Linked DNA regions of Homo sapiens: regions 1 and 3 are each linked to region 2. Evidence: read pairs that join two places in POLR2A ChIA-PET (ENCODE). Cell type or tissue: Caco-2. All regions are shown on one strand. Each heading gives the region's core, and the rest is flanking DNA. Links, peaks and the distances in the headings are about the cores only. Region 1 has its middle 53 kb from the start of GACAT3. Region 2 has its middle 16 kb from the start of GACAT3. Region 3 has its middle 40 kb from the start of MYCNOS.

Evidence for each region. ChIA-PET counts read pairs that join two places held together with the same protein. Peaks named below come from ENCODE experiments on the same cell type or tissue, not always from the same donor. Only the 100,000 strongest peaks of a DNase experiment are listed, where the experiment ranks them.
Region 1: POLR2A ChIA-PET joins it to region 2 with 5 read pairs; 4 of 35 experiments call an interaction of 5 or more read pairs at or near these places.
Region 3: POLR2A ChIA-PET joins it to region 2 with 5 read pairs; 2 of 35 experiments call an interaction of 5 or more read pairs at or near these places.

Annotation. Positions count from the first base shown.
Region 1 is chr2:16,098,521-16,108,334 of GRCh38, reverse strand. No RefSeq gene overlaps it. Among named protein-coding and RNA genes, the nearest start is that of GACAT3, 53 kb to the right of the region's middle. RefSeq lists enhancers at 2,019-2,849, 2,122-3,321, 2,850-3,679, 4,511-5,341. In Caco-2, for the core only: no CTCF peak of the experiment used is centred there; DNase peaks (open chromatin) are centred at 3,246, 3,863 and 5,244.
Region 2 is chr2:16,029,710-16,039,523 of GRCh38, reverse strand. No RefSeq gene overlaps it. Among named protein-coding and RNA genes, the nearest start is that of GACAT3, 16 kb to the left of the region's middle. RefSeq lists an enhancer at 4,739-5,239. In Caco-2, for the core only: no CTCF peak of the experiment used is centred there; a DNase peak (open chromatin) is centred at 5,273.
Region 3 is chr2:15,976,789-15,986,602 of GRCh38, reverse strand. No RefSeq gene overlaps it. Among named protein-coding and RNA genes, the nearest start is that of MYCNOS, 40 kb to the right of the region's middle. RefSeq lists a silencer at 5,722-6,016 and an enhancer at 5,491-6,278. In Caco-2, for the core only: no CTCF peak of the experiment used is centred there; DNase peaks (open chromatin) are centred at 4,087 and 5,913.

The DNA.
Region 1 (9,814 bases), core at 2,967-7,966, 69 kb before region 2:
GCTAATTTTTTGTATTTTTAGTAGAGACGGGGTTTCACTGTGGTCTCGATCTCCTGACCTCGTGACCCGCCCGCCTCGGCCTCCCAAAGTGCTGGGATTACAGGCGTGAGCCACCGTGCCTGGCTGGAGAACGGTATTTTTATGGACAGTCATTCAGAAGTGTGACTGAAGGACAAAATGGTCTGATCTAACGTGAACAACCTGGCCAGGCAGGGTGGCTCATGCCTGTAATCCCAGCACTTTGGGAGGCAGAGGTGGGCAGATCACCTAAGGTCAGGTGCCTGAGACCAGCCTGGTCAAGAAGATGAAACCCTGTCTCTACTGAAAATATAAAAAGTAGCCGTTGTGGTGGTGCGCGCCTGTAATCCCAACACATTGCAAGGCTGAGGCAGGCAGATCACCTGAGGTCAGGAGTTTGAGACCAGCCTGGCCAACATGGTAAAACCCTGTCTCTACTGAAAATACAAAAATATTGGCCAGGTATGATGGTACATGCCTGTAATCCCAGCTTCTCGGTAGGCTGAGGCAGGAGAATTGCTTGAATCTGGGAGGTGGAGGTTGTAGTGAGCTGAGATCGCACCACTGCACTCCAGCCTGGGCGACAAGGGCAAAAACTCTGTCTCGAAAAAATAAAAATAAAAATAAAAATAAAAATAAAAATAAAAAAGAATGTGAATAAACTACGGTGGCGGGGATCTTAGTAAGACACATTTATCCAGATTATTATCTGTGCCTCTGTGTCTTCATTCCTTTCGTCTGGGTATAAAGAGGAACCCTCTGGACCCACTTTAGAGAAAGGTCAGAGAATTCTTTCTGGCCTGCCTCAGGGGAGAATGGCAGGACAGGGTCAGAAAAACTTCCCTGCTTCTGGTGTTTTCTAAAATGCCAAGGTGCCATATTTTGGGGTAGCATATCCTGAACCCATAACTGTTAAAAGTGAAAAATCTGGACGCAAATCGCCAAAGTTTGAATCCTGGTTCCAATACTGTCTAGCCGCGTGGCCTTTGGCAAGTTCCTTTGCTATGCCTCAGTTTCCTCAACAGTCAAACAATGTATTAGCTATTAATGTATTAGCTCACCTAACATTCCCACTAATCCTAGGAGGTATCAACCTTCTAATATTAATATCACTTCATATTAAGTGAACCAATACATTAATACAATACCTGTGCTTAGTAGGTTCTCCTATGTTAACTGTTGGGATTATTGATTTCTTCATTCAGTGAGTGTCTCCTCCAAGCCAGAACTCTGAGGTGACTAGAACACGTTCCCCAAAGAGATCCCTGTCCAGTAGACAAAATGGCACATGTGCAAATAATTGCACAGTGTGAAGGCTTCGTAAGACAACTTGACCCAGCCTAGAGAATTCCTGAAAAGGTGACACTTGAGGTGAGCTTTGAAGGATAGCGAAAACTGTCCAAGAGGGTACGAAAGTGGAAGTGCATTCCAAAGAGCAGAAGGTAGACTGTGCAAAGACACGGAGGTGAGAAAAGCAGGCTGCACGGGAGCTGTGAGTGCCTCAGAGTCTGGAGGGAGATGTGCCTGGTCCAGCCTGGGAGGATTTCGTTTGGATTTTATCCCAAGTGACTGCAAGTCCAGAGACATTGGGTACAAACCCTCCCAAGAACCAAATCTAACTCCAGAGAATTTGGATTAATTTCCCAATTTATAAAATGAGAGTTTTAAAAGAGATGACCCTTGCAGTCCCTCCAAGCACTGACGCAATTTAATTATCCCCAGATAGCTGGAAAGAGGCAAATTGCACGCTCCATTCCCCGCTTCCCCTAGTACACCTCAGGGCAGCACAAGGCCTGGCGCCCAAGCAATGCCTTTTCCTCTTTCTGAATTTTCTACAGTCTTTGCTAGCTCAGAAACTTCTCATTTTAACAGTTTCCTCACAGTCAGGTTCCAGAAAGCATGCATTTATGAAACTTATCAGCTCTGAATCTTTATTGTATGTGTTTTCTCATTAAAACAAATCAAAAATGCCTGTGCAGATGATGTCAAGGCTTTTAAAATTCAAAACCAAAATGTAGCCATCATCTGAATTGTCTCATGCGCAGGCTGCTGAGATCCGAGAGCCTCGTTTGACAGACAACCTGGGACTCAGCAAAGTAGAGAACCTGGGAGACAGGAGAGAGCTGCTTCCAGCCTGGCTCCTGAGCCTGATAAAATTAGCCAAAAGATGATCTCCATGGCAACAGGAAATTTGTTTCTTAAAGAAGGTTAGAAATAATGCCTTTGGAAGAAACTCCGCGGCAGATAGAATATTCTCAGATTACACATAAATGGTGTCTATGCCAACAAAATGACGGGCCAGGCGGCTCAATTATCTGGATAATTTAGGTCTGAACCAGTGATTTGTAAAAGAATAGGAGGCTTTTAAGACCTGAAGAATGGAATGTGGCAGGCCTGGGCCCAGACTCAGGGGAATGGGAAGGCCAACCCCTCCCAGGAGCGTTCTCTGCCAGTCTCAGGACTCGGAACCGGACTCGCACGCTCAGGGTGTGGGCCTCTGCCGGCTACTTTCCAAGAAGCAATGAGACCTGCTTGGAATTCTTAGTGGGATTATCTGGAAGTTGCTGGCAGAGGGGGTTGGGTGCTGGAGGAAGGAACAGGCAGAGAGATCACGTGTCTCAGGTGCTGCAAGGGAGGAGCCCCCGTTTCCGCTCCCTGTTCTGCATTTCTTTCTTCTCTCCCTCTGTCTTTAGCTCCTTCATTCTATCCCTCCTTGGAAGATGAATAGCCACTTTGTAAACTGAATTCCATTTTACTGGGATCTGTTTTGCAGGGAGACAGCATTGCATGGCGCTGACGTTGCCGCCAGGCTGTGCGGAGTCGAATTCTTCACCACATGCTGGCTGTGTGGGCTTAAACTCTTCGTGTCTCAGTTCCTTGACAGTAAAGGAGTGGAATTGAGGTGAGTATTAAATAAGTTAGTATGTGTGGACATACAGAACAGTGCCTTGCCCTGAGAGCTATCTAAGCATATTCCAGCACCTACAAAGGCTAGGCTGAAATCCCAGACGCAGAGGGACCATGGTAGTTCCTGGATTGAGATCTCTCTCACTGTGAATCGTTAGAGAATTCTAGATGGTGGTAAACGCCACTTGCCATCCAGCCTCCTTGTTATACGATAAGAAACTGATTCCCATCAACACACAGCACTGAGGATGTCCTACTTGTGACAAGCAGTGATTAGCAAATACTAAGTCCCTGGAGACAGGGAGGTGAGGGGCCCTGTCCTAGAGCTTTGAGCTTCCTGCAGCTCCTGGCTCAGGCTGGGCTGGGTAAGGGCTCTGTAAGCATTAAGGATCTTACCTCCTTTTGGCTTTGTTTGTTTATTTATCTGTTTGTTATTTAATGAATGAAGGAATCCCTCAGACAAAGATAAGAATCCCAGTGGCCCAATTAACCCTTTCCAGCAGCTCAGCCTAAAAGTTATGTCCCCTAAAGAGTTCCTTTTAGTAGTTCTGTCTGGTAATACATTCTGAGACCATGTGGCGTGGGGATTCCACAAACCACTCCTTGTGATGCCTCAAGAGCTGCAGACCCCGGAGAACTGGTGTGAGCTCTAGAAGCAAAGTGGGAATCCAGCCACGTGCTTCTCAGGTTTGTGAATCGGCCAAGTTACTTAACCTCTGTTTCTTCATCGTGAAGCATAACCATATCCAACATGTATCGAGCACTTAGTATTTGCCAATAACTGTATAATGGGTTTACACCTATTATCTCATTTAATTCTCACCATTTTAGAGGAGAAGTCAGGGGCACAAAGAACTTACTCACCCACTCAGCAAATAACTTGCCCAGAAGACAGATTTACTTATTGGTTAATAAGTAAATAGCAGAGCTTGGGCAATTATCCTCAGGGCCCTCCTGGTGGTTGTGAGAACTAAGTTTTATAACATTTGGGCTCACAGCAGGAGGTGGCAAATGTTGCTTCTCCTTTCCTTCTCTTCCAAAAACTCTGGACTTTGTCCAGAGGAAAAGTGACCTTGTGTTCTTCCTTCCACCCTCCTTTCCTTCCACTCTTTCTTTCCTTCTTTTTTCTTAGTCCCCTGTTTTTTTTTTATTCACCCAACATTTGTAGAAAACATTCTCAGAATTCTACACCAGCTTCCTTCCTAACAACTAACCTACAAAACTGAACCAGGCAGGGCTGTCCCTGCCCCCAGGCAGCTAGCAGTCTAGCCTTTTGTTGTGCAAGGTTAGCTAATTCCAGGGGAACAAAACAAAAAGAGGGCCAATATCTCCAATTTCTGTTTTGTTTTATTGTCAATCGGAGAAGAGAGAAAATTCACTTGTTGAGCCCCTCCCACTGGTGAGGTGTTCTACGTTCATCCCATTCCATCATCATAGCCAACCTTTGAGAGCTGGTATTATGTTTATTCTTTATGTTAAAAAAAAAAAACAAGAAAGAAAAACTTGAGACCTGGGCTTCTCCGGAGCTAGTCCGCGGATACACAGTGAACAAGAAACCGTGATGGACTTTCGCTCACTCCTCTGCAGGCCACTCTAAGCCTCGGCTTCTCAATGTCCTTCTTTCTGGGCTAAATTTGCAAATGGAGACTCAAAGATGTCTAGACATTTTTCTCTTTTTTAACAATTTTTTTTTGGATGGCTGGGTGCTGTGCCTCACGTCTGTAATCCTAGCGTTCAAGAGGCCAAAACGGGAGGATTGCTTGAGTTTAGGAGTTCGAGACAAGCCTGAGCAATAAAGCGAGATCCCTTCTCTTAAAAAAAAAAAAAAAAAAAAAAAGTGGAAAACAAAGTTTGAAAAGTTTTTTTATTTGCAAAGTCTAATTAGCCGCTGATATTTCCCCTGGTAAACATCCTTCTTATAAATTCCCATACTCAGCCCCTCAGTGGAGCTAGGAGCTGGGTGTGGTGGGGATCCCTGGCCTGCACCCCCTTCTGCCCAGGGCATGCTTGGCATTTGCCAGGCCCGGCTGCAGCCTCAGAGCTCGCCCTAGATTTACGGCAGCGCACACAGCTGCTTCCAGCCAAGGTGAGGCCTTCCTCTTTAATGGTACCGTTTACAAGTCAATAAAGCCCGGATGGAGCGCTGTTTCCGCCGCTGGTCCCACCACTCCGGGCTCCGTTGTCTCACCGTGCAGTCTGGGTGCCAGGGGGCCGGCTCTGGGGACTCTTTTCTCCCGTGATGGCTCTGCTCCCACCTCGGCCCCAGAGCAGCCCAGCCATAAAGGCTTCCCACCCCCATGAGGGCAGAGTTCAAAGCCCGGCTCCCCGGGATCCTCAACTGCCAGCCCCTCCTTGCTTTATGGCTCCTGCAGCCACTGGAGTCTTATCTCCTGTGCTGAGATAAAGGCTCTCAGAAAGCCCCAGCCCCTCAAGATGCCTCGGCCCCTGGGCTCAGGCTCCCCACTGTTCTCTGGGATCTGATCAATGAGCTGGAGGAAAGTAGCCTTTTCAACCCACTGAGACAATGCCCCTCTGCGTGTGGGGGTTTCCCTAAATAAGACCTGCAGGGGCTCTGCCTAGGGGGAAGCTGGGACACCTCGGACCTCCCAGCCAAGAACCCCCAAGCCCAGGCGATAACGAGGTGAGAGATGGAAGCTTAATGGGCCCAGGCGTGTGGGAACGGGGGGCGCAATCCGAGGGACACAGCCCAGCAATGGCAGAGCAAAGTCAGGGCTCGTTCACCTGACCACTAGTTCAGGGAGCAGGGCAGAGCGCCTACTGTGCGCCCAGGGCTGCGCTCCATGCTGTGTGCTCAGCATGGGACAGAGGAAGCAGAACAGGAATCTGCTGGGCAAAGAAGAGGCCAGGGATATTTACAAAAGCCAGACAGTGAGAAAGAGACGGGTTAGGGTCCATCCCCAGAGTGGCTGCAGTGGGGGTGCACCATGGGTCCTTACAGAGCACAGGGCAGCTGGTTGCTCAATCCCTTCCTCCTAGTACATGCCTACACCAGAGACTGGTGGTCCCTGGAAGCCCTGTGGTGAGGGCCTGGTCACCAATCCATCACCGCAAAGTTCAGGCTGAGGCAGCCTGTGTTGGGTGAACCCCAACCCAGGAACTGGGATGACCAGTAGAAGTACCGTGAGCCCAGGGAGACAGGAGTCTAAGAAGGGATGCTTCTCATTCGTACACACACACGCCGGCCTACAAACATCTGCCAACCTGCAGGTGTTTGTAAGTAAGCCCCAACACTTACTTTGTAAGTAAGAAGGCATCCTAAGAGCCTCACTTCTTATGAGAAAAAAACTCAGGCCCAAAGAAGTTCAATTGACAACAGCTAATATAAGGCCACCACTAGTCTACTTGGTCCCTCCATGTGAATTAGAAAAAAGGCGCCCCTGTGGGGTGGGTGCAGCCCCAGGAGGCATGGCTTGTGAACAGACAGCACTTTTGTATAAAGGAACAGGAGCCCTTTCCTTGAGTGCACCCAGGCACTCAAATTGTCAGGGAAAGTGAAGGGTGGACTTCTGCCTCCTGGTTGGGCATCGCTGTGCACCTGTGACTACGCTGAGCTCATAAGAGAAAGTGCCCCCTCCACATAACAGCAGGTGAGGCAGAGAGACCTGCGGGGCTTCTGAGTTGGGCACAAGTACAATTCAGTCCCAGCTCTGTGACACCACTGACCAGCATTGCAGCTGTGGGCAACCCACCATTCCTGCATCTGTAGACTAAGGTGGAAAATACCTACTTCATGGGGCTTGGCAAAGATTGAAGAGTAGATGGTTGTTCTTATTATTCCAATGCCACAAGAGCAGAAGCTGAAGGATCCCCAGAGCCTTGGATGTTTTCCTTCCTTCCTCACTTAGAGAAATGCCTTAGTTATTTGTTTCCTGCCAGAGTATAATTACAGTGCAAGGACCTCATTCTCCAGTCCTGTTTTAGTGAAGAAGGAAGGAAGTCCAGGCCTTTTTACCTCAAACTCCCTGCTCAGAGATGCCATCTGGGAGTTTGACTAATCTGCTGTTGCAGCCAACAACTCCTCTGGGTTCCAGATCTAGGTGCTGTGCAGGCCACTCAGGACTGCCCTTGTCGCCATCAGTCAGCCACTGTTCTCAGCCCTGACCTGCAGGACACCCATCTTCTCCCATGGCCCTGCGAGTTCATGGCTGGAGGAGGAAGGGAGGTCTATCCACACACTCTGAGAAGCACATCGGGGCATTTTGGCTGACGGCCATTCCCACCATGAGTGTATCTGCAAAAATAGCCATTTTGTGTCTCTCTTTGGAGAGCCAGTGCAGAGCCCTGCACCAGAAAAACACTTGCAAAAGCCTCGGAATGACTGTGAACCCATCCTAACAGGGGGCCCTGAACTTGTCCACCTGCTTTAGAGCCCAGCTTGGTGGCTCACCGTATCCAAGGAGGACCGCCGGCTTTGCTCCAGAGAAGTGCCAGGAGAGTTGTTTTCATCAAGTTGAAGGAAGGACACATAACTCTAAGACCAGCCCTGATCTATGACCTGCAGCAAGTTCCTCTGCACTCTGCAGCAAACTCATCTGCAAAATAAAGGAATAAGAATATGTGACCTCCAAGGGCCCTTTCAGACCTGTGGTACTGGGAGTTACAAAGGATCCTTGCCTAATCTGCGGTGTGAATTGAAAGAGAATATTATTTGTGAAGACTCAGCTGCTAGGGAAGAAACTTCCTTTTCAGTGAGATGACCACTGGAGTCCTTCAGCTTTTACAGAAAGAGCCATAAAGTTATTTTGCAAACAAAGTTGACCTTTAATGAAGCATCTTCTGCAGGTTCAAAGAAGAGAGCCCTGGTCCGTGCACCATGAGGTTGGATTCATGTGTAAGGTGTGAACAGAGCAGGAAGATCCTGACGAATGTTGTATTTCAGCTAAGATTTAGGAGATTGCCTCCCACACTCACAAGGGCCCATGTGCTGTCTGCCAGGCCTGTGCTGAAGACAGAGACACAGACACTCCTGCCCTCTAAAAGGGCCTACTCTAGGGGGAGTCATAATGAGGACTCTCCACACACCTGTTTACCAGGGACCTTTGAGAATATCACAGGCCCATGAGGTAGACTGAGCAAGAATGGTCACCTGTATCTTACCAAATAGTTAGCTAAGGCTCAGAGATGCACTCATTTGTCTAAGGCCACACTGCCAGGGAGTGGAAAGTTTGTGAATTCCAATCTTCTGTGTCATAGGCCAACTCTTCTGCAGCCTCTCTCTCCACTGCACCTTGGTGTCTACATGTAACAGAGGACTTAAGACTGAGAGGTTGGCCAAGTATGGTGGCTCATACCTGTAATCCCAGCACTCTGGGAGGCCAGGAGTTCTGGCAAGAATCACTTGAGTCCAGGAGTTCAAGTCCAGCCTGGTTAACATAGCGAGAACCCATCCCTATTTAAAGGAAAAAAGAAAAAAGACTGAGAGGTTATCATCTCTCAGGGTCTCCTACACAGAGTAGGTGCTCAGTGAATACCTGTTGAGTAAAGCCACCAGGTTCTTGGCTCCACTACTCTAGACAAAGACTTGATTTGCATCTTTCCAAGCCTTTAATTTGCTTCTCTCTGGCTCTTTCATCTTGAGTTTTTGTTGTAGGGATGTTTGTTACAGGATTGTGGCTTTTGCAAATGGAAAATTCTAAAAGGTATCAGTCCTGCAATTTTCTTAATCCTGCTGGTATTCCAAGCACAAACTACACAGCATAGTGCTCATTTCCTCTAAAAATGTCACACACTTCTGTCCATCCACAATGGCAGGAAGAGAAAGCAGAGCCTTAGAATTAGGCAGATCCGAGATCTTGTCCCTGTATCACTGGGGTCAAGTATTGGCCTTTCTGAGCCTCAGTGGTCTATTCTGTAGAATGGGGTGAATCTTCACTTTGAAAAGATATCAGAGGGACAAATGAAATTCCTAAAATCCCCAGTACACCATGGGTTGGGTTGGGTTTTTGGCAATGTGAGCTCCCTTATCTTTCCCACTCCCTAAGGAAGACTTGGGCAAGTCCCATCTATGGCCTATTTTCTTCTCGGGAAGAGTTTTTCCACCATCAAGTTCTCTGTCTCATTGGTGTTTCAAAGCCATGAGCCTCCAGAATTATTTGGTAATCATCCCTGCCCAATATGTTCCATGTACAGAGCAGCAGCAGAGCAGTGTACGTGACACACTTGAAAAGATAATTGGTAATGGGGAGTGATTTCTTTATGTGGCTTCCACTTTGCCACTTTGGAGACACAACTATAGAGACTTTGGGGCTCTTCATATCAAGGAAATACCAGCATCATTACAATCAGAGTCATCTTATCTGTTAGGCCCTAGAGCTACAGGACCGGGCTATCAGCTCTTTAGAGTCCTGCAAAATTATTTGAGATCTGAAAACAAAAAATAATTGGCCCTGGGCTGGGCGCGGTGGCTCACGCTTGTAATCCTAGCACTTTGGGAGGCCTAGGCAGGCGGATCACTTGAGGTCAGGAGTTTGAGACCAGCCTGGCCAACATGGTGAAACCCCGTCTCTACTAAAAATATAAAAATTAGCTGGACGTGGTGGCGGGTGCCTGTAGTCCCAGCTACTCAGGAGGCTGAAGCAGGATAATTATTTGAGCCTGGGAGGTGGAGGTTGTAGTGAGCCGAGATGGCACCACTGCACTCCAGCCTGGGTGACAAAGAAAGACTCTACCAAAAAAAAAAAAAAAAAAAAGATTGGCCCTGCAACACAAAATGAAAACTGCAAGGTCAAAGCAGATGGATGGTAAGTCAAATGTCTGAGAAATGTAAAGTTCTTTCATATGCCACTTCCTGAATTGATGAATTTATCATTCATGAAAATTTCATTACATTCAAAAACAGTTTGTTGATTATATTTCATTACTTTGCATG
Region 2 (9,814 bases), core at 3,099-8,098:
AAGGGAAGGGAAGGGAAGGGAAGGGATGGAAGAAAGAAAGGAAGGAGAGAGAGAGGAAGACAGGGAGGAGGGAGGGAGACAGGGAGGAGGGAGGGAGACAGGGAGGAGGGAGGAAGGAAGGAAGGAAGGAAGGGAGGGAGGAAGGGAGTGAGGGAAGCCTCACTGGACTTTAGCAATGGTCAGTGTGGCAATGTCAACACCCTGAGCCACTGGCTGTGGCAGGCAGGTGGAAATCCCTTCCAGTCCCACCCTCCAGTCCTGTGAGAATGATCCCTGCCCTCTCACTCTGCTCTTGCCCCCTCCCAGATGCAGCACCTAGATTGGGATTCACCTTGAGAAACCCAGGTGACTTTGAACTTCAGCAACACGGTACACTGCAGATGGTATCAAGCTTGGGCCAGTTCACCCCCAGCTAGAATACAGAGCAAAGCCCCATGTTCTTGCAAGAGTCCTTGGTGACTTTCTCATGGCTACAGCTCACTCCTCATCGACTTACAGGAATCTAAACAAGAGAGTGCCTCCCCTGTTGGAAGCAGCAAATCTTCCTTTATGGGTGAAATCAGCCATACCCAGCAGCAGAGAACAATTTCTCTCATTACACCAATTCCTGGAGCTCTTGCCGGTGGCAGCTGTTGCCCCATTAGGAAGGCATTTTCCACGGTGTAACCCACCCTGCCACCCGCCGGGCTGCCGACAGCTTCAGCGCTGCCGCCAGAAACAGCTGGAACGGGTCACTGAACTCCATGGGCTGTGGTACTTGGGGAAACATTAGTCCTCCAGATAGGGTGTCTCCTGCCTCCCATGGGAATAGCAGGAAGGGCAAAGTGGCCTGGACATGGTAGGGGCTGAGCTGCACCGATCGGAATCCTTCGGAAGTCCATGTACTCACCCACTCTCCTGCTCTCTCACACACATGTGCTCACATAAATACACCCAGCATCCGTGAAGAAGAGCTGGAGTGCTCAGTGGCACTGGGACAGAGCCCAGCCTCTGGTCTTGATATGTCCAACAAGACGCACTGCACTTCGCCACAATATCCACGGACCCAAGGGAAACACCACTGAGCAGACCTTAGATTCCTCCAGCACTTTTACTCACAAATAGAACAAAGAATTTTTTTTTAATCTCGTGTCTAGGAAAAGGATGGAAGTGTGCTTCTGTTGGCTTAAACTGTGAGATTTGGGAGGCACCATAGTCTTCTTTTACAAACGCTCACCATCTCCCTCCCTCCTCCCCTGACAGAGTCATTCCTGGAAACCCCACTGGTTCCTAAGAGTATCACTTAAATTTTGGTCAAAGATTACAAATATTTGATTTGAACATCCCAGTCTTGAACAGACGGCTTGTTCTTGCCCCGGCAGACTGCCCACCAGGCTCGGAGTGCTCGACTGCATTTTTAAAATCCCCCGGAAAGCTCCCTGCATTGTGAGCAGGTCCTGCTGACCAGGCTGAGTTTTACAGCCCAGCTCTCCAACAATGCCATTTACTGCACACGAAAGATCACAGCCAGCAGATGCGGCGGCCTCGCTCTGGCCTCTTGAAATTGCATCTGTTTTGAAATGTGACTCGACTTCAATCCAGAGCTGACCATAACATCCATGGCATGGACGGGAGGTGTTTACTAGATAAGCTTTTGATATTTGATGTTTGCTAATCATATTAAAGGCTTGAAACAAAATCCCAGCTACAATAAATCCTCACAATTGTACACATGAGGCAGGAAACGCCTAAGAGCCCTGCCTGGGGGGAGTGATCCAAGACTCAGGGCACAAAAAGGAGATAGAGGGTCTAGAAACCAAGAAAACAGGGGCCTGGTGACTGGGGTGAATTATTTCTGTGACTCACAGTGGGGAAGTCACTTCCCCTCTGGACCTCACTCTCCCCATCTGAAAAAGTATGGCCCAGACATGCTATGGTCCTTTTCCTACTTACAGTCCAGGCACAGGGACGTTAGGAGTCCTCACATGACAGCATTTAATGTGAATGTATGAAATGTATGAATAGCCATGTGGGCATGAATCCGATTTTGTGGCAGCTCCCAATTCACTTTCCTCAGTCGATCCTGACTCCATGACAACCCCAATGCTCGGGTATCAACCAGAGATCAACAAATCAGAAGGAACTTCTCTGCTGCATTAAGAATGGAAGGCAAATATTTGGGCTTGAAAGTGACTCTGGAGGGTCATCTCGGCCACCCCTCAGGTCCTAGTTGAACAGCCAAGCCCTCGATGTCCCCTGCCTGTGCATCATGCACCAATGTCACTCACTATCTCCCTGACACCATCCCATACCCATCCCACCCCCATGCAAGATGGTTCCCTAGATTCTCTCCTACCTTAATCATTATCATGCTTTAGGCTTAACTTCAAACTACACTTAAAAACAGATGGAATCTAAATCCCAGGGGATCAGAGAGGGCTGGTCTGTGTTGTCTCCACTGCTGTTCTCCTGTCTGGTTTGACTTTTGCCTGGCCATGCTTCTCAGGACCTAGCCAGCACTCTATCCTTACTAATTCCTATTAACCTGACCTAATGACAGCTACCAGTAATGGTATAGGACGTGACCTTCCCAAGATGGTCTACCTTGGAAAAAGAGACCTGAGACCTAAGTGCCTTCAAGGCTCTGCAGAGTTGGGGCTGGCATGGTGGAATAGCAGGCATCAATTAGCAGGCCTTTCTAGACAACATAGTCTCCCCTGCAACCCCAAAAATCCTAGCCATCTAAGCCCCTAGCTTATTCGGTCATCTTGGAGCTCTCAGGGTTTCCCTGAACCATTTGGTCAGAAAATACGTGTCATCAACCTTTGTGAAATCTCCATTTAGCAACAATGGGAAGATTTTGCTCATAGCCATGGAACCTAAAGGTGTTCACTAAACTGGTGCCAAGCAGGTGGAAGACATGTCAGAAGGGCACACAAGCTCACCTCCCCAGGAGCCAAGCCAGCCCCTGTAAAAGCCAGCTTTGCCTCCAGGTCTCAGACATGTAAAACCCTTCGGCAGCGTGGAGCAATTGGCCACCTGCTTTATCCTGGGGAGAGAAGAAGATTCTCATTGGTACCAGTACAGGACATCAGTAAAGCAATTTCCTTTGTGGGACTAATTTAGTGCTCATCACACAATGAGGACTGCCTGCTAGGCCATGTCATTAACCAAACTGGCCAATTTAAAACTGGATGGTCACAGCCACTGCTCACAACCAGGAAAACGCCTCTCACCAACAAAGAAAGAAGCAGTGAAGTCAGGTTACCTGTTAGCTAAGAAGAGTACTGCAAACGTGAGCTACCGGGTGCTGAGCCCTCCTCTGTTTCAGGCACTTTGCAGACAAGACCTCCTTTAAATTCCTGTGCCTACCTCTTTGGAGCCTGGGTTATAATTCCCTCTTTGACAGACAAAACCCAAGAATTTAGGAGGAATAAGAAGTAGAAGCAGGATTTGGGCCTGATTCTCTGAGCTTACAGTCTAAACTCGACCGTCAAACCACTTGGCCTCCCACTGTGTCCTAAGAAGTTTAAAGACAGAAATTAGGCCATTTTAACATTTTGCAAAACCCTAGATAGACTCACAACTTTCTCCATGTCAGCTCAGGCACTGCAGGTGCTGACAGACCCCTGAGATTCAGTGCGACCTGACGGCTCCAGTCAGAGCCTCAGGGGAGTTGAACTCACTAAGAAACCTGCCTTTCGGTCTGAGGTCCCCCATCACCCCCACCTCCAAAGCTTCCTTACATGGTTGTCTGTTTCCAAGGTCTCTTCTATGGCCTGAGGCTGTCTCCTGCCAAGGCATGGACCAGTCATAGTCTGCAGCTGCCAGAGAGGAATGAGAATTGTCCAGCCCTTGTCCTAGAGTTTTTGTCCTGTTTTTGTTGCTCCTATTTTGTGTTTTAACTTTTTTTAACATATTAATACAGTTTATCTTTTCTTTTTTTCTTTTGAGACAGGGTCTCACTCCATCACCCAGGCTGGAGTGCAGTGACACAATTACAGCTCACTGCAGCCTCTGCCTCCTGGGCTCAAGCGATCCTCCCACCTTAGCCTCTCGAGTAGCTGGGACTACAAATGCACATCACCACACCCGACTAATTTTTGTATTTTTTGTAGACACAGGGTTTCACCATGTTGCCCGGGCTGGTCTTGAACTCTTCGATCCGCTCTCCTCAGCCTCCCGAAGTGCTGGGATTATGAGTGTGAGCCACCCTGGCAAGCCAAGTTTGTCCTTTTTATTAGCAAAGTAAAATAGTTTTTAAATTCCCTGTAGTTTCATCAACCAAAGACAAATACCATTAATACTTCTTTCTAGCTTTTCCGTATGCTAGTTCCATGTCTGTTGCTCTATGAGACTGTGTGTGTTCACCATTGTGACTAAATGCATCATTTGACCTCTTGGTGTCTCTCCCCCATAGTATTATGATATAACCATTTCCATTTGTTTTTATAAAGTCTTCACAAACATCCTTTCAACTACTGTCTGAAAACCTGTTGTCAGGATGTAATAGAGTTTACGCAGTGAATCCCCTCGTGCTGGATCTTTAGGTTATTCCCAATTTTTCCCTGTTATAAACAATGCTGTAACAAACATCCTTGTTTATATGTCTATTTTCTTCAGAAAGATTTCCTGAAGTTGAATTACTAAGTCAAAGGGTATGAATAGTTTAACATCCTTGATCAATGTGTCCAAACAGCATTCTAACTATTTAAGCATATTTTAAATATTGACTTACAGAGTGTCAAATAGGAAGGAACCTTTGCAGTCAGCTCCACCCCTTCCAGATGAGAACTCACAGTGGTGCCATGTGATCCGGGCCAGTAGTCACCACTCACTCAACAAAACACTCCCCTCCACCCCACTTCCCCCCAAACCCTCCATCTCCACTCCACCCCTGCCAGTTTGACCCACTTCCAGTATTTGGCCTTTGCTCAATTCTTTGCTCTTCTCTTTCTTCTGCCTGGAACATCCTCATACTGTCTCCTGGCCCATCTCTCCTTGTGGAGAAAACCACAGACTTTAAAGCCAGCTGGCCCTCCTCTGTAGAGCGCTGCCTCCCTGTCTGTGTTGGGATGGGGTGGGCCCCCAGGGATGGAAGCACCCCTGATGAGACACACTCACCCCCTCTGGGCTGGGCACTGCTGCCCTCCACCCCCCAGGACCACACCTGGGATCCCACCCTCTCTGCCAGGGCATGCCAGTAGGAGCTCAACCACACTGCAAATATTCCCCCTACCTGGCCCGGCCCACTGAGAAGCACATTCCTCATTCCTTCCCTGGCCGTCCACATGGGGCACTGTGACAGCTAAGTCAAACATCCCATGGCGAGGCTGTCATGGAGAAAGGGGGAAGCTTTCCAGCCAGAGAGACCCAGGTTCCAATCCCAGCTTCAATTCCTACAGGGAGAGGAGAGATCCCGAGCGAGTGGCACAGGCTCCCTGAGCACCAGCTCTCCCCTCTGTGTGAGTGGCCTGGTAACTCCCCTACAAGGGACAGTGAGGAGCCGACGGCTGTAGGCACTGCTCCCTGGTCCTGTTACCTGGGCATCTGACTCAGTTTACCCACCCCAAGGGGTCATCAGTGAGGGGCAGACAATGGGGTAGGGGAGCAGGAGAGAATCAGAAATGGCCGCCCCTGCCTCCAACAAATGGCTATAAGGTAACTGGACGTCTTTGCCAGGAAGCAATGTGTACCAAGACGCTAAGCCTAACTGTGTAATTATGCTAGGATTCCTTCTAGTAATTAGCTTTTCCTTATGAGAAAGGAAAATAATTATATTTCTGCCTCACATCCAGACAGTGCATTCGGCGGCATCTGTCCACATATCCGGGGAGTGGGGTGGGGGAGAAGACGCCGCTCAACTAAATGTAGGACTGTCCAGAGGCAGTGAGTGTTCTAGAAAGCTACTTGCGGCCGGGTGAGGTGGCTCACGCCTGTAATCCCAGCATTTTGGGAGGCCAAGGCAGCTGGATCACCTGAGGTCAGCCGTTCGAGACCAGCCTGGCCAACATGGTAAAACCCTGTCTCTACTAAAAATACAAAAATTAGCTGGATGTGGTGGTGCACGCCTGTAATCCCAGCTACTCAGGAGGCTGAAGCAGGAGAATCGCTTGAACCCGGGAGGTGGGGGTTGCAGTGAGCCAAGATGGCGCCATTGCACTCCAGCCTGGGCCACAGAGTGAAACTCCATCTCCAAAAACTAAAAACAGAAAGAAAGAAAGCTACTTGCACAGACCAGGCAAACCATTCTGGAGGATGGTGGAGCTTCCCCATGCTGCTAGGGAGTTTATGAGGGACAAAGGTAGGTCCTGCTAAAGAGTGGTATGGGCAAATCTGGTGTCCAGAGCTGCAGTCTATCAGGAGGTCATGGTCAAACTGCGGCCCATGCCCAGGACACAGTGGGATGTTCCAGCAGAGGCCATGCTGATGGGGCTGGGCACGGAGGCTCACGCCTGTAACCCCAGCATTTTGGGAGACTGAGGCGGGTGGATCACCTGGGGTCAGGAGTTCAAGACCAGCCTGGCCAACATGGCGAAGCCCAGTCTCTATTAAAAATGCAAAAAATTAACCCAGGACGGAGGTGCGCACCTGGAGTCCCAGCTACTTGGGAGGCTGAGGCAGGAGGATTGCAAGAACCCAGGAGGCGGAGGTTGTAATGAGCCAAGATTGGGCGACTGCACTCCAGCCTGGGTGACAGAGCGAGACTTCGTCTCCAAAAAAAAAAAGAAACCACACTGATGGGATGCACAATCCCCACCCTGAAGGGGCGCTGCGGAAACGAGGGCCAGGGCCTACTTGGGGTCCAGCCTGGATTCCTATGCCAACCTCCTCCCTGTTTCCAAGGTCTCCCCGATTAATCCACCTGCCTTCTGACCTTAAACACAACTCTCCACCCCTCCCCTTTTCCTCACCTGATAGTTCTTTAACTTTTAAGACACATTCAAGGAGCCAGGCATGGTGGTGTACACCTGTAATCCCAGCACTTTGGGAGGGCAAGGCAGGAGGATCACTGGAGCCCAGTTGAAGACCAGCCTGGGCAACATAGCAAGAGTCCATCTCTTAAAACACTTTTCAAAAAATACAAAGGAAAGCTTTCAGTGTAGTCTTGTCCAGCAAAGCTTTTGCCTTCTTGGCTATCCCCAAATAGAGTTAAGGCCCCTCCCAAAGGTTTCCCTAATATGTTTCTCTCCCTCAGCACAGCACTTCCCAGGTGGCCTCATCAGAGACCCTCACTAAAATAATTTTTTTTCAGAGCAGAGACCACCCTGTATTCATTTTTATAACTCCTAAACCTAGCATGGTGCCAAGCACTTAGCAAAGCACTTGTGTAATGAAGAAATGAAAATAACTCATTAACTGAGAAAGAATTAATTATAGATTGGAAATGAATGAATGAAGGAGAATGTACTAATGAGAAAACGTAAGTTTACCTTTTGGACAGTGTTAAATCTGCGCTGAAAAGGAGCAGCTAATCGACCCATAATAGACTCCACCCTGCTGGAGAGGGGACTCTAGGTAGATTCCTGAAGGGCTGGCACGGAGCACAGGCAGTGCTGGCTGGCTGCCGATGGGCGAGCCCAAATTTCCTGAAGAGGCATAGAGACAAATGTCAATAAAGTGCATCCGGCTGTCGAGAGGCAAACAGAAAAGGCTGTATTTAATTTGCTGTTTGATGCTTCAGTGTAGTTTCCTCAAAGCCATTAATTGGAATTTGAATTGAGATTATTCACTTTGGAGGAAATAGATTAATTCTCCCAGGCTATACAATATTGCCTAATAAATTTGGTGTGGTGGACATTTTACATCTGTCTCAGTAAGTTTAACCTTTTCTTTAAGGTCCAGCTCCTTCTCCCTCTGTGTAGAATTAAACATGCATAAGGGCTGAGCTGTCAGGAGACCTCCTGGTGGGTCGTGAGTTCCTCTCTGTGTACCTGTCACCACTACCAGACTACGAACCCAGCACGGGCAGGACTAGAGTCTTTTACCGTCTGCTTTCCCAGTGCTAAGAGCAATTTAACAGTCATCCAGAGAAGGGGTTCCATTCCTGTTTGTACAAATAAGTGAGCAAATAAATCGATCCTTTCATGTTTTAAAAACTCACCAAGCCCTTTCCAGTACCTCTACCACCTCTCAACATCTTAGACGCCTATCAGAAGAATTTGGGTCATAAACCTTATTCATTCCTGTCTAGTCTATAAAGCTCCTTCTAAAAACATCCGAAGTCACCCTATTCCTGGCTCAAAGGGACTGAACACTACCCTTCATTGTTCCAGGCTGTGGGGTGGGGAGGGAGGCTCCAACAATACAGAAAGCAAGGCATCTGTCCCCAGGAGCTGGCGGTCACAGTGGACCCCAAGGTAAGGGGAAGTAGCTGGGCTGTCGGCAGCTGGCCACCAAAGTGTTGTCATAGACCCCGTGCTACAGGGATAGGGCAGTGTTACATTAATGTGGAGTGTGGGGGAGAACTTGTGGAAGACGGAGTGAGGGGGGCAGGGCTGAACATCCAGGGACAACAAGACTGTCCAGCAAGCAAACAGAAAGTCCTAGGAAATGCACCGGGGCCAAGAGTGGGAGACAGACAGGCCCGGCTCGCTGGGCAGCTATGGAGGGCTGGAGGCCTTAGAGAGAGCTCCTCCTGGCTCTTCCCCGAGGGAAGAAGGCCCCAGGCCCTGGGCCTTTGATTTCCAGGAGGAGAGGAGATTCTGATGGAGAGAAAGACTGAAATGCCTCCCGCTGGAGCCCACCCCACCCTGGTCTCCAATCCCCCCAACACCGCCCCCGCTTAGGTAACCCCTCCTCATGCCCGGGGCCCAATCCTGCCCATAGGCTCACCCTCTGGGTGGTGGGTCCGCAGGGCAGCTGGGAAACTGGGCTGGAGGTAGGCAAGATCAAAAGGCCTGAATAACCTCTGGGGTCACAGTGACAAAATGCTTATGGGCTGGAAGAGGATGGAGCCATTAGAGTAAGGAAATGAACGCAGGCTTTTTCCCCCTGAGTAGGCACAATGGGAGCCAATGGGAAGCGAACAAAGCTGGCCCACTTGGGCGGGAGGCAGGGCTGTGGGGAGCAGGCCCTGTTCTTTGGCCCGGGAGTTAATGTCGACCGGTCACACAATGGGAGCACTGACCCAGCTGCGGCTTCGGAGTGAGAACACTGCGAGGTCAGCGCGGCCTGACCCCCAGCGAGGTTAACCAGATCAGAGCCTCGGCTGATTGCCCAGCCCACGGGTGCCCCTAATTGCCGTAAAATTGAAGGTTCCCCCAGCATTTGCCCAGCTACCTTTTCAGGTAGCCCAGGAGCAGGGGTGGGAACCACCAAGGTGGGGACCCCCCAGCCCTTCATCACGCCAACTCTGTGACCTCATTCCTCTGCCTGGATGGCTCCGCTGGGACCTTTACCCACCCACCCTTCCCAGCGCGCTCATCACCCTTCATGGCTTTCATGTTGGGTTTTAGGTGGCAAAAATAACATTCTACTTTTAACTCGTGAAAATGTTGAGTCAGGATCTAAAGAAGCGCAATAGCCACCCTTTCCGTGACTTTTGCTCTGCCTATTATAAAAGTCAGGCATACCCATTTTAGAAAGCAGAGAAAAGCAAAAGGAAGAAAATAACAAGCATCTCACAGACAAGCACTTACTGACATTTGTGGTGTATTTCTTGCCAGGCTTTTTATATGCATTTGTTTTTACATAGTTGGGGTCATTTTGTGTTTATAATTTCACACCCTGAATGTTTTGCGTTAACAGTATGTCCTAAGAATATCTCATATGATGAAAAACTCTGTGTAGGGCCAGGCATGTGCCTCATGCCTATAATCCCAGCACTTTGGGA
Region 3 (9,814 bases), core at 1,618-6,617, 51 kb after region 2:
AGAGGCTGAAGGGAAATGCCCAGGCTCAGTGCAGGCACAGGGCAGAATCTGACCAGGAAACAGCTGCAGTACAGACAAAGGGGCCTTGGCAAGGCTAGGCCCTCCCAAACTGTGCCATGATTCCCAGGGCTGGCCCTGACAGGTATGTAATAGATGATCATTGAGTCAATGGGGAACAGGGGTGAGTTTACACAGAACTCAGTTTGCATTCGGCAGGAATTCCTACGGAAACAGTGGTGAGGGATCAGGACATGAGGGAAACGCTGGGCAGATGTTTTCAGTTCAGGGCCGGGGGCTTTCAGGAAAGCACAGCAGACAGACAGCAAGTTCACCTCTGCGGGGGAGGAAGGGAGAGATGCGGCTGCAGGCCGGGGCCATCTGGCCCTTTGCTCCCAGGTTTTCAGACCAGCTTCTAGTAACCTGTCAATCACGGCTCAGCCCTGGGCTGAGTGCTGATGGCAAAGTTCAGAGAAGAAATATCCTTAACTTCCCAAAGGTAATGCACGCACACACACATCCACAGACACACAGATACATAGACACACATACATATACACAGAGACACACATACAGACACACACAGACACACATGGAGACACACATACATAGACACACAGAGACACACACAGAGGCACACAGGCACACACATGGAGACATACAGAGAAACACACACACAGATGCACACACACAAACACACAGGCACGCTATGCACGCATATACAGACACACATACACAGACACACACACAGACACACACGTACACACAAAGGCACATATACACAGGCACACACATAGACATACACAGAGACACACAGACACATGCAGAGACACATACTCAGAGACACACACAGACCACACACAGACCCACACACTCACACACACAGACACACATGGAGACACGCATACAGACACACACAAGCACACATACACACACGGAGACACACATACAGAGATACACAGAGAAATACACAGACACAGGCACACAGACACACACAGGCACACACAGACACACAGGCACACCGACACACACGGAGCCACACAGACACACACACACACAAAGACATGCAGACACACAGACACACACGAAGACACATGCAGAGACACACAGAGAAACACACACAGACACGCAGGCACACATACAGAGACACACACAGGCACACTGTACACATATACAGACACACACAGAAAGACACATACATACACACACAGGCACATATACATAGCACACACATAGACATACACAGAGACACACAGACACATGCACATAGACACATACTCAGAGACACACACACACAGAGACACACACAGAGACACACACAGAAACACAGGCTCACACTCACAGAGTCCAGGCCTGTCTGGAGAAGCACTAGGAGAAAGACACGGGGGGAAGGAGAGGCCGAGATAAAGTGAGGAGGGGAGCGATCTGGAAAAGCAAGGAGAGGGTGAGGAGCGGGATAGGGATCACAGTCCCCGAGCTTGGGCTGAGGCCAGGCCCAGTCTTGAAAGGGGCCCAATAGGGCAGCCCAGTGCCAGACAGGACTCGGTCTGACAGAGACCTGTCCTTGCGCAGCCTGGGGTTTGCTCTGAGGTTTTGTGGGTCTAAGCTATCTCTGAGGTCACCCCCATACGCATCATTTATTCGCGTCTGTGAGTGCTTTGGACATTCATGGCTCCGCAGTCGGCGCAGGACCGAGGCCCCCACGGACAGAGCTGTCAGGTAGGGCAGACCGGGCGCTGGGGCTGGAACGTTCCAGAGGCTCTGGCAAGGCATTCCAGGAAGGGAACGTTCACTTCAGAAAGGGCCTCATGGGGGCCTCTTAACCCCCAGTGCCTGCGCTCGCCCAGAGACTGGCAGGCCAGGGCAGCAGCCGGCCGGGACTGTCTCTCCGGGCTGCAGACAGCCTGGCTCCAGGCCCACCTCCCGGTGCCCTCGGCCTGACATCTTCTGGGCAGAGCCACCATGCCCAGGGAGCCGTGTGGATGGTGTTAGTAAACACGCTTTCTTGCGCCCAGCCTGGCAGGGCCTGTGGGCAGCGGGAGGGCAAGGCGCTGGCAGCTCCCACGGCCGGGCAGGCGGGCGGGCAGGCAGACAGGCGGGCAGGCCGCCCCGCACAGCCCAGCCAAGGCCCAGAACAGAGCAGCTGCTCCCGTCGCCATGGAGACGGGGACTGAACAATGAGCATCCAGAAATGCAGCATGGCCGCCTGGCACTGCGGCCCACACTCCCACCAGGCCCTCACACCTACACACAGGCACGCACATGCATGCATGCACACACACACACGTGAACACACATGCATGCACTCACACAGTCTCGGCCTCCCTGCTGGAGAAGCAAGAGGGAGAAGGAGAGGGAAATGGGGAGAGGGAGAGAGTGCGGAGAGGAGGAAAGGGGAAAGAGTGAAGAGGAGAGCAAGGGAGATCACAGCTTCATTGTTGCAAAGTTGAGCAAAAATCTCACCCTTTGATTCTAGCTAAAAATACGTTTTGCAAAACTTGCCAGCTTTTCAGAGGGTCATGTGGTGCCCTGGATTCTTGTGTAACAGGAGAGTGAAAGGGGGTTTCTAATTAGCAAAAGCATCTTGAATCAAATCACCTTCTACTTAGAGAGGGGTAGCTGAGAGCCCGACGGAGTTTTAAGTCCCAGGAAATTAGAAGAACACTTTCTTAAATGGATCTAAATCCCATGTAATTCCTCCTTGGAGATAATGCGAAGAGGAGGCCAACAGGTTTAGCCACAGTCTCGGAAATGGAGAGCCTGAAAGAGGCTTCATCTGGCCCCTTGGGAAGGCAGAGGGCAGCTGTGTCCAGAGGATTTGAAGAGACCTGGGGCAGGCTCAGGAGGGCAGCCCATGGGCATCTGGTTGTGGTGCTTGTGGGTGTCTTCTGAACACTTCCTTTGTGTGAGATACTGAGCAGGTCAGCCCCTGTCTTCCAGGGGCTCCCAGGACCCCAGCGGGGGAGGTGGCAGGGCCCCCGATGTGCACTGGGTAAGCGGGCACATCCCTATGTAGACACACTCTCCCGCTCACCAACCAGCCACCAGCCAGCCCTCAGCCCTATCCTCGTGTCTACAATGAAATCAGGTCTCGAGTCTCTGAGACTTCCAGGACCACTGTCCAAGGACTGGCAATTCCCATCCTAATTTCCATCAAGTGCTCAACCTGCAGGAAGTCGCTTGATTTCTCTTGGCTTTGCCTGGTTCCTTCCTGCTTCAGAGCAGGTGGGTGTCCTCCACAGGTGGCCAGACCCTTTTAGCAGAAAAAAATGGACTGCCTGCTGATTGACCTGATGGAGTGTAGGAGCTGGAAGGGACACTCTAAGGTTCTGGTGTCCACCTCCACCACTGGAGATCATAGCCAGTGACATTGTAGCTGGCACGGGAAATTCACAGTCTACACTCCAAGCAGCATGCGGGGAGAAGGCGTTCACCACTTTTCTGGGGATGGAGTTTAAAAAGCGAGACAGAGAGAGGAGGCAAGAGAATCAGAACACGTTGGAAAGGAAGAAGAGAAAAGGTAAGACTGAGATAAATCTCCTAAGCTGTGTCAAATACTAGCAGGTTCCAGCAACTGCATTCAACTACAGCTAAGAAGTACTGAACAGCCCTTCCTCAGCTTCCTGGCCTCTAAAATCGTAGGCCCCATGAAAGAGAAAACATAGTAGACAATTAAAAGAAGGAGTGAGTACTAGAACTGAGCCAAGCCCCCTCCTCAGCTCCCTGCTCCCCTTGCCTGCCCGGCATCCCTTGCTAGAAGGTTCTCAGAACTCCAGGAAGCCATCTGCACCGGCTCAGAAGTGGCAGAGGGGGAATTAAAACCACGAAAGGAAGGATCAGAGAGACTCTCTCCCCCTCAAGAGCCACTTTAGTAGATGAAAAAAGCCAGGCGATTTTAATCATCACAAATTGTCTGAGCCTCTGAATCCACCTTCTCTGAAGCAAGGGAGGCCTTCCCTGGTTGCTGACTGATGCTCTCCAGTGGTCTGGGCTCGGGGTGTGGCTGGAAACCTACCTTTGTCCCCCTCCTCACTTCCTGGATCCTTCTGCCTGTCCTCCCAGGTCCCTGGCCCAGTCCAGGCCAAAGCAGCCCAACCCTGCTTATCTAAGGAGATCTGACAAGACTCCAGCCCTCAGGGGTACGGCCGCTGGCAAAACATATGGTGCATCGTAAATAGGACTTCCTTTTAGGAAATGAGCTGCTGTAATTAAATCCCCATTCATTTTTTGTAACATACACACAGAGACAAATAGATCTTTATCCTTTAGAGGCACAGAAGAGAATGGCTTGTGGGGAACAGAGATTATCTGGCGCAGTAGACTCTTAAAAAAGACTTCCTAGATCCAGGTGGAATGAAAACTCCGAATTCATAAGCTCCATCGCTAGCCCAAGTGGGCGAGCAGCTCTACTTCCCCTCTCCAGGACCAGTGAGGGAGCCTTTTGAAATGGAAGAACGTATTTACCTGGAATCTGGGCCGAAGAGGCGATCACTTCTTCCCATCCCACAGTCCTGTGACAGAGCAAAGCTTAAATTAGATGTATTTCAATTGGTTTTCTCTGGATTGGGTTCAACCTGAATTGAGCCCACCTGTGAGCTATGTATTGGGCTAGGCACTGTGGAGGGATACAGGGAGCAGGTGGGACCCAGGGGACTCCTAGGGACCCAAGAGACACCTGAGGGACAAGGTGCTGACCTGCGCACAGCACCCAGTTCTACAGGAAGGGGAGCATGGGGGGGCGGCAGGTTGTTCCATTGGGGGTCTGGGAAGCCTTCATGGGGTTAACAGGAGAGCCGATCCTGGAGGGAAGAGTAGGATTTCCTGAACAGAGACTGGAGTGACAGCATCCAGGGAGATGGAACAGGACACAGAGCATGGTACTGAGGCCTGTCTGGTACTAGAGTCACAAGATTCATGGGAGATACGGGTGAGGAAAAGAAGGAGCTGGACGCCGGGCGCGGTGGCTCACGCCTGTAATCCCAGCACTTTGAGAGGCCAAGGCAGATGGATCACCTGAGGTCAGGAGTTCAAGACCAGCCTGACCAACATGGTGAAACCCTGTCTCTACTAAATACAAAAAATTAGCTGGGTATGGTGGCGCATGCCTGTAATCCCAGCTACTCGGGAGGCTGAGGCAGAGAATTGCTTGAACCTGGGAGGTAGAGGTTGCAGTGAGCCGAGATTGCATCATCGCACTCCAGCCTGGGCAACAAGAGCGAAACTCCGTCTGAAAAACAAAACAAAACAAAACAAAACAAAAGAACTGGACATCTTTTCTGTCTTTGAGAGCCAATAAGGTCCAATATGTCATTTCCTCAGAAATGAAATTTTCTGGCCGCGCGTGGTGGCTCACACTTGTAATCTCAGCACTTTGGGAGGCCAAGGTGGGTGGATCACCTGAGGTCAGGAGCTTGAGACCAGCCTGGCCTACATGGTGAAACCCCATCTCTACTAAAAATAAAAAATTAGCTGGGCGTGGTTGTGTGTGCCTGTAATCCCAGCTACTCGGGAGGCTGAGGCAGGAGAATCACTTGAACCTGGGAGGCAGAGGTTACTGTGAGCCGAGTTCGTGCCACTGCGCTCCAGCCTGGGCAACAGAGCAAGACTCTGTCTCAAATAATAACAATAATAAATAAATAAATAAAATGAAAGAAAAGAAAAAAATTTTTCTTTCATGCAGTCACCAAACATCTGTTGTCTTGCACACGGTAGGAAAAAACAAAACACCAAAACTGTTTCTCAGACTGAATACGATGTGAAAGGCACTGAGTTAGATGGTGTGCTGGTCGGTCTCCGGGGTGAAGGAGATCCAGGGGTCAGCCTCCAGGCATTTGCAAACTCTCAACCTTGCAAATACCATGGGGCCCTCCCCGCAGTTACTGTGTTTGGAATCTCGAGAAAATCACAGAGCTTCTTTGAGATGCAAATGTTGCGCTGGGCTGGGCCGGCTCACAATTCAGATCGGCTATCGCCACCAAATACCACGTCCACAGGGCTGGGACTTCCAGTGGGGCTTTGGAATGGTTGACCCCGAGAAGGTGAAATCCCAGATACCGAGGCTTCATACAAGGCAGAAAGTGCTAAAGGCCATTTGAAAATGACCTTTGAAAGTGCTAGCGGATAAAGGCATCCCACACCCTGTGGTGATCAGGGCAAGCCACATGCATAGGGGTCAAGACCTGTGGTTTGCCTGTATTTGAATCCTGGCCCCAAAGTCTACTAGCTGTGTGACTTTTAGTGAAAGACTTAACCTCTCTGTGCTCTGGTTTCTTCTTCTGTAAAATAAGGATAAAAATAGAACAATAGGCCCCTCCTAGGGTCATTGTGATGAATGAATTAAGATCCATAAAGCACTTAAGACAGTGTGGGGCACATAATAAGTGCTTGAGGTATTTGTTGTTGTTACTGTTATTTAATGAATGGTGTAAGTAGATACACAGTGTCTGTGAGATGAGGATATGAGCAAACCATTTTAGATAAAGAAAATTCTGTCCAGGTGCGAAGTCTTATGCCTGTTAATTCCAGCACTTCTGGAAGCCGAGGTGGGAGGATCACTTGAGCCCAGGAATTCAAGACCAGCTTGGTCAACATGCCGAAACCCCATCTCTACTAAAAAAAATACAAAAATTAGCCAGGCGTGGTGGTGCACACCTGTGGTCCCAGCTACTCGGGAGGCTGAGGTGGGAGGATGGCTTGAGACCAGGAGGCAGAGGTTGCAGTGAGCCGTGACTGTGCCACTGCACTTCAGCCTTGGCAACAAAGGAAGACCTTGTCTCCAAAAAAATAAGAAGAGGAAGAAAAAAAAGTCTGGCTGGGCTTGGTGGCTCAAAACTGCAATCCTACCACTTTAGGAAGCTGAAGTAGGAGGATTGCTTGAGCCCAGGAGTTTGAGACCAGCCCGGGCAGCATAATGAGACCCTGTCTCTTAAAAAAAAAAGAGAGAAAGAAAGAAAAGAAAAGAAAGAAAAAAAAAACGGAAAGAAAAGTCTGTGAATCTTTGGCACCTGGACACTTTTCAAAAATAAAAATAAACTTCTTTTGTAGTCAGTATTGGACTAGTCAGTACTTAACATCACTTGGAAGGTGACGTTCCTGTCTGGGGCCTGCTGGGGACCTCACAGGGACGCCAAGCATCAGACAGACAGTTGGACTAGCTGACCTGTGAGGACCCTTTTGGTCCTGAAATGCCATCACATGCATTCTATTACACAGGGAGGGAAGCTTTCCCCAGGTTCCCAGGCTGTAAAAAGGGAAAGAAAGCACACAGTGGCTTCCATGTTCTCTCACACACCCTGCCGGGGCATCCTCCTAGCACGGAGGAAACTGGCCTTCCCCACAGTTAACTGCTGCTGTGGGGTTCTAGTCATCCCCAGGAACTTGCAGTGTGTCCTGAAGAGCAGGGGAGGGAGAACACCACGGTTATAGAGTTTGAGTTTCTCTCTCTACCTCCTCATCCACCAAGTCCTCCTCATCTCTTTCCCTCAAAACACCATTTTTGGCTGGGCGTGGTGGCTCATGCCTGTTATCCCAGCACTTTGGGAGGCCGAGGTAGGTGGATCACTTGAGGTCAGGAGTTCGATACCAGCCTGGGCAACATGGTGAAACCTTGTCTCTACTAAAAGAACAAAAATTAGTTGGGCGTGGTGGCAGGCGCCTGTAATCCCAGCTACTTGGGAGGTTAAGGCAGGGGAATCGTTTGAACCTGGGAGGCAGAGGTTGCAGTGAGCCGAGATTGTGCCACTGCACTCTAGCCTGGGTGACAGTGAGACTCCTTTTCAAAAAAAAAAAAAAAAAAACCCACACCATATTTTATGTCCTCTTATTTAAAGTGGGAAACTGAGGCCTGGTACCTTGCCTGCCATCACACACCATCTGGGCTCAAAATAAATCCCAGGCTCCCTTTCTTCCTGACCTGGGTCACCTCCATTTGCTACTCCCAGTTTGCAAAGGGCTTTCAAATAGATGATTCTGATCTGCCTCCCAGCGGATATCAGGGGGCCTGTTTTACAAAGGATAAACCAAGGCACAGAGAGGGTAAGTGGCCAGTCAAGAGATGCAGCTGGTACCTGGTGAAACTGGGATTCGATACTCTTCTCACTACACTAAGTCCAGGCAGCACACTCTCCTGCTTACCTCATTTTCTCAGGTCACCTTTGACCACAGTCATTGTTAGGACCTTTTGCCAAACATCTCAGTTCCAGTCTCCGTCTGGCTTTGGACAATCTATCTTGGACCAGTTTCATCTCTAAGAAACTGCTCTGACTATAAATTGAATTCTTCCTTCTGGGAGCACCTCTTGGTGCTTTTCACCATCTTCCCCTCTTTTACATTGAGCAAAACAGCAGTTTTCATATGGATATTATACTTTGCATTTGCTTAGCACTTTTGGCTTTTCGCAGCACTTTCCCATCTATTATCTTGTTTTATCCTAATAAGCCCATGAGACTGGCAGTGTTCTCCTTATAGCAGAGAAGAAAAGAAGACACAGAGGAAACAGTGTCTGGTTCCAGGTCACCCAGCAAACCGATGGCAGACCAAGGAGGGAACGCAGTAGGATTTCCGGGGCTGCACTCTTCCATCTTAGTACATTAATTCTTTGCCATGGATTGAGCTTCTTTTTTTTTTTTTTAAGACAGAGTCTCACTCTGTTGCCCAGGCTGGAGTGCAGTGGCACAATCTCGGCTCACTGCAACCTCCGCCTCCCAGGTCCATGCCATTCTTCTGCTTCAGCCTCCCGAGTAGCTGGGACTACAGGTGTGCGCCACCACGCCCGGCTAATTTTTTGTATTTTTAGTAGAGACAGGGTTTCACCGTGTTAGCCAGGATGGTCTCAATCTCTTGACCTTGTGATCCACCCGCCTTGGCCTCCCAAAGTGCTGGGATTACAGGCGTGAACCACTGTGCCCGACCACTGAGCTTCTTTTTTTAAAGAAAATTATTTTTTAATTTTTTTTATGGGCAGCCGCTGAACGAGAGCAGGTTCAGAGAGATTCCCTGAGCTTCTTAACGGATGTCATGAATCATTTAAGGAAGGAGAGTATCAAAGGCCAGGCGCCTGGTGGCTCACACCTGTAATCCCAGCACTTTGGGAGGCTGAGGTGGGCGGATGACTTGAGGTCAGGAGTTCAAGACCAGCCTGACCAGCATGGTGAAACCCATCTCTACTAAAAATACAAAATTAGCTGGTTGTGGTGGTGCATGCCTGTAATCTCAGCTACTCGGGAGGCTGAGGCAGGAGAATCGTTTGAACCCGGCGGGCAGAGGTTGCAATGAGCCGATATTGAGGATCACTTGAGGTCAAAAGTTCAAGACTAGCCTGACCAGCATGGTGAAACCCCGTCTCTACTAAAAACACAAAATTAGCTGGGGGTGGTGATGCACGCGTGTAATCCCAGCTACTTGGGAGGCTGAGGCAGGAGAATTGCTTGAACCTGGGAGGCGGAGGTTGCAGTGAGCTGAGATTGCGCCGTTGCACTACAGTCTGTGCTACAAGAGTGAAACCCCATCTCAAAAAAACAAAAACAAGGAGAGTATCATTTTGAGTGTGAGAAATGTGAGACATGGCCAAGTGTTACAGAAGAAAAAAATGCTATGCTGGAGTCAGGAGTGGCCGTTCTCATTTCAGCTTTGCTCCTGCTCCATGTATGACTCTAGACAAGTCACTTTTTTCCCAGCTTCACTTTCCTGACCTTCAAAATGATGGGATTGAACCACACCCTCTCTGGCATGGGCAAGAAGCCTCTTCCAGGTCCCAGAGACTATGTTGCTATCTTCAAATTTGACTGGTAGAAAAATGGGCAGTTTTTCTTTACTTTCC